Regions from separate parts of the Homo sapiens genome. Here region 1 is linked to region 2. Evidence: chromatin loops called from intact Hi-C (ENCODE). Cell type or tissue: adrenal gland. All regions are shown on one strand. Each heading gives the region's core, and the rest is flanking DNA. Links, peaks and the distances in the headings are about the cores only.

The links. A loop is a pair of places that touch in the nucleus more often than their neighbours do. Peaks named below come from ENCODE experiments on the same cell type or tissue, not always from the same donor. Only the 100,000 strongest peaks of a DNase experiment are listed, where the experiment ranks them.
Region 1: a loop joins it to region 2, with 2.7 times the contacts of the local background. A loop is called at or near these places in 4 of 110 quality-filtered maps.

The regions. Positions count from the first base shown.
Region 1 is chr4:124,102,480-124,107,866 of GRCh38, reverse strand. The region is part of intron 2 of LOC105377407 (a long non-coding RNA gene); the gene reads left to right. Among named protein-coding and RNA genes, the nearest start is that of LINC02516, 450 kb to the left of the region's middle. In adrenal gland, for the core only: no CTCF peak of the experiment used is centred there; no DNase peak of the experiment used is centred there.
Region 2 is chr4:123,751,627-123,757,013 of GRCh38, reverse strand. The region is part of intron 3 of LINC01091 (long intergenic non-protein coding RNA 1091); the gene reads right to left. Among named protein-coding and RNA genes, the nearest start is that of LINC01091, 100 kb to the right of the region's middle. In adrenal gland, for the core only: no CTCF peak of the experiment used is centred there; no DNase peak of the experiment used is centred there.

The DNA.
Region 1 (5,387 bases), core at 118-5,117, 350 kb before region 2:
AAAAGATAAGTCAAATTATCTTATATTTGAAAATTAGAAAAAAATTTCCAAATAACTCAGGAGTTAGAAATAAATCAATATGAAAAATTCAAAAGACCTAGAGGTGTATAATAATGAAATACTACATGTCAAAATGTATAGGGCTGCATAAGACACCCGTTAAGGGAACATTATATTTTTAAATGCATACATCAGAAATTCAGAAAGGCTAAGAATTAATGAGCAAAGTATCTAACATTTAGAAAATAATAACCAAATATACCCAAATATAACAGAAGAAAAGAAACAATAAAAATAAAAGCATAAATGATAAAATAGAAAATATACATTAGAGTGATGAAAACACAATAGATGGATCAATAAAACCAAAAAGTGGTTGTTTAGAAAAATGACATCAAAATATGCAAATAGTTAACAAGACAATTAAAGACAAAAAGAAAGAAAGCACAAATATTATAAATGGAAAATATGACCAGACTACAGATGAGGCATAAATAAAATTAAAAGATAACAGGAAAATAGTCTCAAGAGACAACAATTTTGAAAATTTATTCAAAATGGACAAATACATTGAAAACTATAACTTACCGAACCAGAATCAAGAAGCAACTAAAAGCCTGAATAGTCCTGCTACTACTAAGGACTTGAAATAGTAGCAAAACAGAAACATTTCCCCAAATTAAACTTCAGGCACAGAGAGTTTTATTTTATTTTATTTAACTTTCAAAGAACAAATTATCCCTAACACATAAAAATTAAAAGTCCACACTCCTAGAATAAAAGTCATTGTTCTGTAGACATTTTAACAAGTCAATGTAAGAAATGTGGCTTTTAACATATTTTGCTGATCAATGACAACGCTTTTCAGTCAATCCGTGTCTAAAAACCAGCCAATCAGTGACAGCCCTACATTTTGAACATCAGCTAACCAGCAATAGACTCATTACAAACCATGCTTCTAAAACTAACATTAACCGAGTTCCACCTGTATGGTAAACAATGACAAACATACTTCAGTAAATAACAGAAAACATTTCAAAAACTAATAGCAACCCACTCCTGCCTCCATGGACAACATAAACCATTCTCTAGGAATGACAACAACCTACATCTGCTCCTATGCCCAACACAAAACAAAACAAACTATTTTTCTAAACTGTATATAAGATCAGAAGATTCTTTTCTCAGTCAAAACTAGACCAAGAATGAGTTCCATAGCCCTTCACTTGGTAGTATTCTGTGGCACCCTCAGACCAATAAGCATGCTATCCTTATACCTTGTGCTCAAATTTCATTTGACCTTCAAATTTGCTGCCAGTTGAGCTTGATTAGAAATAAGCACTGACTTGATTTGTTGCTATTTAATTTTGTTACCAGAGGGTTCATAACCAATAGGTCTTTATATATGTCAATTAGACCTAAATCATGGTATAATATAATTAGGCCTTTTTCTAATTTTCTTTACCATGGATATAGGCCTTTGTATAAAGTAATTAAAACTTTCATTGCAATATTTGATAATTTTTTTTTACTTAAACTTCTTATTCTTTTTCTTCCCTTTTGTTTGACTATTTATCTAAATTTTAGTCTCATATGTTTTTGTTTTAACCTGGATTGTTTTGTGTTGAACATATAAGGGAGTGCTTCTTAGGGAAGCTAGAAGACAAACTTTAGCAGATCGTTAATCTTACCAGGCTGCAATACCTAAAGTATTTAAATAAGGACCTCTCATAGAGCAGAAAAACAAATTCATGGAAATGTTCAGGATTTGCTCCCAAATTCTGAAAAGAGACACTGAGAACAATCTAGTTGTAAGATTCATGAGATTAAGATAACATTAACTAATTTCAAATGGACACTTGACAAACTCTTCCATGAGGCAACCTATCACAGTTGGAACACACTGGCCTTCTTAGTAAACAAACATTAAAACTATATATTTTCTATGATAGCAAAGGACATAATCAATTTCCACTCACATAGTAATTATATTTCTTTGATAGGCCTAGGAAATCTTCCAGATAACAGTCCCTTTTTAAAAATTTAATTTAGATCTTGCTCCATAGCTCAGACTAGAGTAGAGTGGCATGATTATAACTCACCGCATCCTCCACCACTTAGGCTCAGGCAGTCCTCCCACCTCAGCCTCCCAAGTAGCTGGGACTATAGGCATGTGCCACCATGCTCGGATAATATTTTTAAATTACCTTATTTTTTTTTCAAGATAGTGGATTAGAGTCTTTCAGCATGCCTCAACCATTTGGAAATAGCAAGATAATACATAAATATCAACTCTGTGAGCTTTAATTCAAGAAGGAGAATGGGCATCTACCAGAATTGTGAAGGACATCCCAGATTCCAGAGAGAAGAAGGCTAGCATACAGCCACCATGACAGTGAGTGAAGGCCCCGTACGTGAGAGAGGCAGAGCTTCCTTCTATGACTCATCTTTCCACTGGGTATCCAAGCAACCCAGGCCAAGTAAGAGCACTTTGCTTTTCCCAAACCCTGGAGTTAACTTAGGGACAGGCTCAGAGATGCTGTGAGGAAAAGACACCAGGAAAAGCTGCAGATACTTTCCCAGACCTAGGACTGAAATCAGGACACTATTTTTAATTTGGGCACATAAAAAGTCAACTATTCTTTGGTGACCCAGCAGTGTGGCTGCACAGGCATTTCAGTCCCAGGCCAGAGATTGGAGCATCTCCTCTGGAGTGGTGTAGGGGCCTCCATAGCCAGAACTATGGAAAGTGCCTCAGCAGTAGGCACTGGAATTGTGCTCTCCCCTGTAACAAGCCTGAGGCAGGAAGAGAGCTACTACAACTGCAGTTTCTCCTGGATGACAAGACTTGCAGCCAGAGCCAGCTTAGCAAAGTGGAACTGATCTGCATGTGCCATTCCTGGATGCCCCACGCTGCTCCCCTGAGATTGTGGTGCAGCGGGGCCCTTTCTTCTCTACTACTAGGCAGAAATCCAGTCATTTAGAGTACCTGTTCATCTGGTTCAGTAGCCTGAGCCTCCACACCCTTCCTGTGCAGAATTCTTGGTTCAGAGTGCTCCTCTTTGCTCCATGCCCAGGCAGATCACCAGGCATTAGGAGCATCTGCTTGTCTGGCTCAATAGCCTGAGCCATTCTACTTTTCCTGGACATATATCATGATGTAGCAAAATCCTCCCTGTTCTATGGCCAGGCAGATCTCCAGGCATTTAGAGCACCGGCTTTCCTGGTCCAGCAGTTTAAGTTGCCCCACTACTCCAGTATGGAGATCTTGGTGCAGGGGTGCCCTCTCTGCTCCACACCCAGGCAGGTATCCAGGCAACTGGAGCACTCATCTTCCCCCAGTCCCCATGCAGATAACTTGGAACGGAGGAGATTTCCCAGCTCCATGCCTTGGCATACCTCTGGGTGCCTGGTCATCACACACTGGATTCTCCCTTGGTGCTAGTGTTTGTGCCTTCCGTCAAATCTGCAGATGGACCTTCACAGTCTGACACCACCGTTTGTGGCTTCCATGTCCCAGGCTTCAGCAGAAAGCTCAAACCACTGTGTTTCCCATGAATCAGCCCTTTGCCTGAGGCATCAGACAGCTTCTGCCAGTAAATAAGGATCAAGTATATATCCAGCTATGTTGACTGTAGCCAGCTCTTAGCTGTAAGTGCCGTCTAGGGGCTTATAGGACAAACTGCACAGCCCAATATAAAACTTTCTAAAAGAAGTGCATAGGGTACAGAAACAAAGCCAAAAGACCCTACCCAGCATTCTCTATAGTCACATGCCCTAGAGACAGGGGGAAAAAAAAGGGAGAATAAAAAGATAATAAAATAATAATAATAATAATAATAATAATAATAACAACATTATAGGAAAATTTTAAAAAGAAAAAATCCTATCCACACAAAAATAATTACAACAATTAGAAGTACCAGCATCTACAGATCAGAAGAAACCAGTGCAAGTATTCTGGGACCATGAAAAATCTGAATGTCATGATAACACCAAAGGATTGTACTAGTTCTCCAGCAATTGTCCCTAAACAAAATGGACACTAAAAAATGACAGATAAAGAATTCAAAGCAATAATTGCAAAGAAGCTTATTGAGATCCAAGATAAGGTTGAAAACCAACACAAAGTAACTTCTAAAGCAATCCAGAGAATGAAAGAAAAGATAAACATCTTAAAAAGTAATCCATCAGAGCTTTGGGAATTGAAAAACTCACTTAAGGAAGTTCAAAATACAATTGAAAGCTTTATCAGTAGACTGGACCAAGCAGAAGACAGATTTTCAGAGCTAGAAGACCAGTCTTTTGAACTAACCCAATCTGACAAAAAAAAGAAAAAATAATTTTGAAAAATTAGCAGTCTTCAAGAAATATGGGATTATGTAAAGCAATGAAACTCATGAATCATTGACATTCCTGACAGAGAAGGAGAAAAAGCAAACAAACTGGAAAATATATTTGAGGGAATATATCGGTGATAATATAATTTGGTGATAATATAATTCTATACCTTGAAAATCCTAAATACTCCACCAAAAGTCTCCTAGAACTGATTAACATCTTCAGCAAAGTTTTGGAATAGACAATCAATATACAAAAATCAGTAGCATATCTATACACCAGTAACATTTAAGCTGAGAGACAAGTCAGGAACACAATTGCATTTACAATAGACACACACAGACAGACACACAGACACACACACACACACCTAGGAATACATCTAACCAAGGTAAAAGATCTCTACAAGGAGAACTACAAAACATTGCTAAAAGAAATCAGAGATGACACAAACAAATGGAAAAACATTCCATGCTCATGGATAGGAAGAATCAGTGTTATTAAAGTGGCCATACTGCCCAAAGCAATCTACAGATTCCATGCTATTCCTATCAAATTACCAATGTCATTTTTCAGAGAATTGGAAAAAACTATTTTAAAATTCGTATGGAACCAAAAGAGAGGACAAATACCCAAAGCAATCCTAAGCAAAAAGAACAAAGCTGGAGGCATCACATCACCTGACTTTGAACTATACTGTAAGACTACAGTAACCAAAACAGCATGTACAAAAACAGACATAGAGACCAATGGAACGAAATAGAAAACTCATAAATAAAGCTGCACACCTACAGCCATTTAATTGTTGACAAAGTCAAGAAAAATAAGCAATGGGGAAAGGAATTCCTATTCAGTAAATGGTGTTGGGATAGCTGTCTAGCTATATGCAGAAAAATGAAACTGGACCCCTACATTTCACCATATACAAAAATTAACACAAGATGAATTTTAATGTAATACTTCAAACTATAAGAAATCTGGAAGAAAACCTATGAAACACCATTCTGGACATGAGCTTGGAAAAAGAATTATGACTAAGTCCTCAA
Region 2 (5,387 bases), core at 69-5,068:
GTCAATTATAAATTTTTTGAAAGCCAGTTCTTATGTTAAATTTATAGAGTTGAGCGTCAACTAAAACAATCATTACCCTTGACAAAATTCTAATCAATGATGAAAACTGTTATGCAAAGTTAAAGAGAAACCTTGTCACCTTTAGTGTTCATAAAATCCTGGGAAAGAAACATAAGGCATATTCAGGTTACTGTCCTAGACTTCAAAAAAGTGGATATTTTAATGTTTTTTTTTTAATTTTAAAACATACATGATTCTACAACCTGGTACCCTGAGAAACAAAGGTGGGTCAAGAGGGTTAGGAGTGGTCAAAATGGCCCTGGTGCCTGAAGGCAGTAAGTTCAAGCTATAATGGGGCCGAACAGTCTGTGGGAAACAAGACCTAACTCAATCTTAGAGGATGACAAAGTAAAATTTTCAAAAAGCTAAACCAAGATTCTCATATAATCATGTGAATTGGTGTCAAAGTCTTATTTAGCTCATTAATGAGGGAACCAGTAAGAGATAAAGCTGGCTCCAAGGTCATTTGAAGAATTGGGAATTCATGGACATCTCTAAAAGATGAATTCAGAATAGGATTATTAGTTAGATACGAAACTGATTAATGTCCCAGAAAGCAATAAAATTATAATATTTGGGTTATCATTTATACTACACAGTTACCATGTAACTTCATGATGTCTAAACTTTAATCAACTAGTAAATAACAAAATTAACACAAGTGCGATCTTCTAAAGAAGTAAATAATCCATGAATGATACAGACAAATAATGCCATTGATATCACCTCTGTTTTGCCTTATTTCTATGTGTTGAAAAGTTTTTCTTAGAAGGGGTAAGAAAGGTTTTCCAAAGAAGATGATGTTTAAGCTAAGATTAGAAGACAAGCAAGCAGTCTAAAAGGGCAGGCAAGAGCATTCCTGGGTGAGGGACGTGCATGTTCACCAAAGGAAAGGAAATGGATTTATAACTAGGAACAATTATAAGGACCCAGAAACTTGTAAAATAGCATTAAGGGCCAGATGCAGTGGCTCACACCTGTAATCCCAACACTGTGGGAAGCCAAGTTGGGAGAATCACTTGAAGCCAGGAGTTTGAGACCAGCCTGGGCAATAAAGCGATACCCCATCTCTATTTTAACAACAAAAAAAATTTTAACTAGCCAAGCACCATGCTGGGTGCCTGCAGTCCCAGCTACTACAGAGGCTGAGCTGACAGGGTCCTTGGAGCCCAAGAGTTCGAGAGTGCAGTGAGCTAGGATTGCACCACTACACTCCAGCCTGGGTGGCAGAGCAAGCCCCTGACTGTTTAAAAAAAAAAAAAAAAGTGTAAAGGCAGCTAATTAAAGTCTGATTTTCTTTCCAGCAGTCTTGTTCCTTCCAGTTCATTCTTCAGACTCCAGCCAGTGTGATCTTTCTAAAGAGCTCATTGAAAATCTGATCCTTTCAGCCATCAGCCTACAATACTCCACTGTCTTCCCTTTGCCTACTGAAGAGCCATACTCCTTAGATTGGCTCTCCATTCAGACCCTTCCTAACCTGCCTTGCTAACTTCCTGTGATGCAGCCTTTCTAAGTCATTTACAGTTTCCAGCCACTGTCCTGCACTCCTTTCTACTCCTTGACTGACTTTCTCACTGTCTGCCTAAATCAGTAATTCGCAGCCCTGGTTGCACATCAAAATGACTTGAAAACTATGAAAAATTACGGCTGCCCAGCTCCCAGCTGCAGATCAATTAAATCAGAATTTCTGAATGAAGATGGATTTCTAGCTTCAATGTATTAAAGCTGCACAGGTTATTTTAATGTGCAGCCAAAGTTAAAACGTAATGATATCAAAGGACAAAGTAGAAAAGGCACTGGCTTATTCCAATTCCTTCTTCTCAAAGCTCTCCTTAAACATCATACTCTCCATGAAGCTCTCCCCGAATTCCTACTCCCACTTCCGCACATTAGCCATTTCATTCTCGGTCCTCCTGAAGCACTTGGGACATATCTCCGCTGTATTATATCAGATTTTCACCGTGAGACTAATAGTTTAATGATAAGTGATAAAATTCCTCAAACACAATCCTTAAACAAACAGTTTAATCAAATGACTACATCAGAATTCTGAAACCAAAACAGAGCACTTTAAAACCACCAATACTGTCTTTTTAGCTTTTTGATAAAAAAAAAAAACACATTGAAAGAAAAGTTTCTATATCATATGTGTACAGCTTGCTGAATTTTTCGAAACTAAACACAACCTGTAAAGTAGCCCTCAAACCTCCCCAGTATCACAAAAATCTCTACCACTCCTGCACTCTCTTCCCCATGACTGTTCATCCTAAGGTACTATGAGCCTGACTTCTAACATGGTAGATTGATTTTACCTTTTTCCTACTTTATAAAAGGAACTATCCAGTATGTAGTCTTCTGTAGGTTTCTTCATTCAGCATTATGAGACTCACTTACATTGCTGCATGTATTGTAGACCATTCACTGTTATTGTTATATACTAACCCATTTTTTGAAGACGGTACAATTTACTTATCCATTCTACTGTTGATGAATACTGCTTATTTTCCAATTTTTTGGCTATTATCAATGGACTGCAGTGATATCCTAGCACATATCTTTTGCTCATATGAATGAATTTTTGCTGGGTATATACCTAAGAGGAGAATTACCTAGTTATAGGATATGCATATGCTCCCCTTTAGTAGATACTGCTAAACCAGTTTGTAACAAATTTTCCCTTTGATCTGTCCTGTATAAGAGGGCCAGTTCCCTCACCAATACTTGATAGTTTCCATCATTTTTATGTAGCCATGTTGGTGGTATCCCACTGTGGTTTTAGTTTACAGAATTGTTTAAGTTTAATACAATTGAGCACCTTTTCATATGTTTATTATACACTTGATTGTCTCTTTTGTGAAGTTTTTGCCCACTCTCCTATTGGGCTGTTGTTGATTTTTCTTAATAATTGTGAAATTTGCTAACATATTATGGAGATAAGTCCTTTGTTAGATATGTGTACTGCAAGTACTTTTTCCACTCTATAATTCAGTCTTTTGAGAAACAGAAGGTCCTGCTTTTATTTACTCTATTGTATCACTATTTTCTTGCATGTGAGGGTATTTGATTCCTATTTTAACAAGTTTGCCTACTCCGAAGTCAGAAAGATGTTCATCTATGTTTATTCTAAATGTTTTATAATTTTGTCTTTCACATTTAGATCTACAGTCCATCTGGAATTGACTTTTGTGTACATGATATGTTTTTTGCCATGTGGCTATCTGATAAATGCAGCACTATTTACTAAACAGATAATCCTTTCCCCTCTATACTTCTATCATAAGCCATTTGAACATATATGTGTAGGTGTGTCTCTGGACTTCCTATCTTGTTCCAATGGTCAGTTTGTCCACTCTTATGCCAATGTCATATTCTCTCAATTACTTACTATATCTTTAAAATAAATCTTGACATTAGGTAGCTTTATTCTGCTTCAAGTTTGTCCTGGTTATTCTTAGCCCTTTGTCTTTTCACGTAAATTTTAGAATCAGCTTATCAAATTTAACTTCCTTTAAAAATCTGCTGGAATTATTATTTTTATTCCATTGACTTTATCAATTAATTTAGAAAGAATTGAGATATTAGCAGTATTGAATCTTCCAATCCATGAACACAGTATTTACTTAGGTCTTCTTTAATTGTTCTCAATAATATTTTAAAGTTTTAGATGTAATGATATTGTATATCTTTTATCATACTTGTTTCCAGTTTTTTATGTTTCCTACTATCACAGTAAATGATATTTCTATCTAAGGTCCCCAAGAGCATCTTTCGGTTTGATGATTTGCTAGGTGGACCCAAAGGACCCAGCATATGGTTATATTCATGAATATGATTTAGAGCTACAAACAGATGCAAAGCAATATCAACAAAAGGAAAGGGAGCATTGGGTGAAGTCTAGATTACACCAAGTACACGCTTCAAAAAGTTCTCTCCCAGGAGAATCTCACAGGATAAGCTTAATTCCCCCAGCAATAAATTGTGAGGTACAGAATGTTGTCTACCAGGAAAACTCACTGGAGATTCTGTGCCCAACATACCAAAATTCCAGACTCCCAGAGGGAAACAGATGTTCAAAATATACCACATTGTTTGCACACAGTATAGATACAGTGAAAAACTCTTATCAGCTGGGGTCATGAGAACCCTGTAGAAATCCAAGTTCCCATATGCCAGCTAAGGGCCAACCTTGCAAGTAGGCCATTTTGGAGATAAGCATTCACAGGTGCTCTAAATTAACTATATTCTGAACAGTATATTTTACAATTTTTATTAACTATTCATTTTTTACTGGCATATATTAATACAATGGACTTTTATACATTGATACTATATCCAGTGAACTTGTTAAATTCACTTATAATAGTGTACATGCAGATTCTTTTAGATTTTCTAAGTATACATCATGTAGCCATTGACTTTCTTTCAATATAAATTTGTGAACTCTTTCCCCATATTGAAACAGAAGAATGTAATGATTTCATTAAGCTACAATTTTCTATCCATTATCATGTAAACATGGTGTGAAATATAGTTTAAAAAAAAAGAGTTGAATATTTCCTTCCTCTTCCAAACTTACAAAACCAAAAAGATAGAGAGCTTCAGACATTCACAAATTTTAAAAAAGCAAAAAGGTCTACTTATAGTCTTTGGAATACACACCATTTAGCTTTATGAATCAGAGACATTATGGAGAACAATTCTTTAGGTATCAATATATGATATTTTTAATTTGGTTTGCAATTGGAGATAAAGTTATCTTCTCCTAACACAGGTTATGGAGCTCTGCTCTAGGCAAGTATGGAATGGTAAGCCATTATTTTCCTATATCCTTTTATTAACCTTTACAATCATTTTATTCTTTCTTTGTAACTTTTTCTTTACAAGAAGGGTAGGCTTTATTAACATTTACTAATTCAGACTATCTTATGCAAGTGACATAAACCTCCATAGTTTCAGCAAAAAGAAAATTTTATCATAAAAAAAATGTTTTGTAGAACCTATGAATAAAATGGAGTCTGTGGCTTAAGAACAACCAAAACCCTCGTAACTCTCTAGCCAACCCCATTGCCTATGTATATAATTTTGCTTTCTTCTCTCTCACACTGCAAAGTGCTTTCTCTAGCTCTCTGGTCATATCACTAAAAATCTGACCTCAAAAAACTGTTGAGCTCTAGTATTTTAGAGCATCAGACATTATAAGGATACTCATTTCCTTGGTCTCCCAAATCAGAAAAGATTACAAACAGTATATACCATGTCTAACGGAGTTTATCCTTTGATAGGTAGCTATAATGATGATGATGATGGTGATGACGATGATGATGACA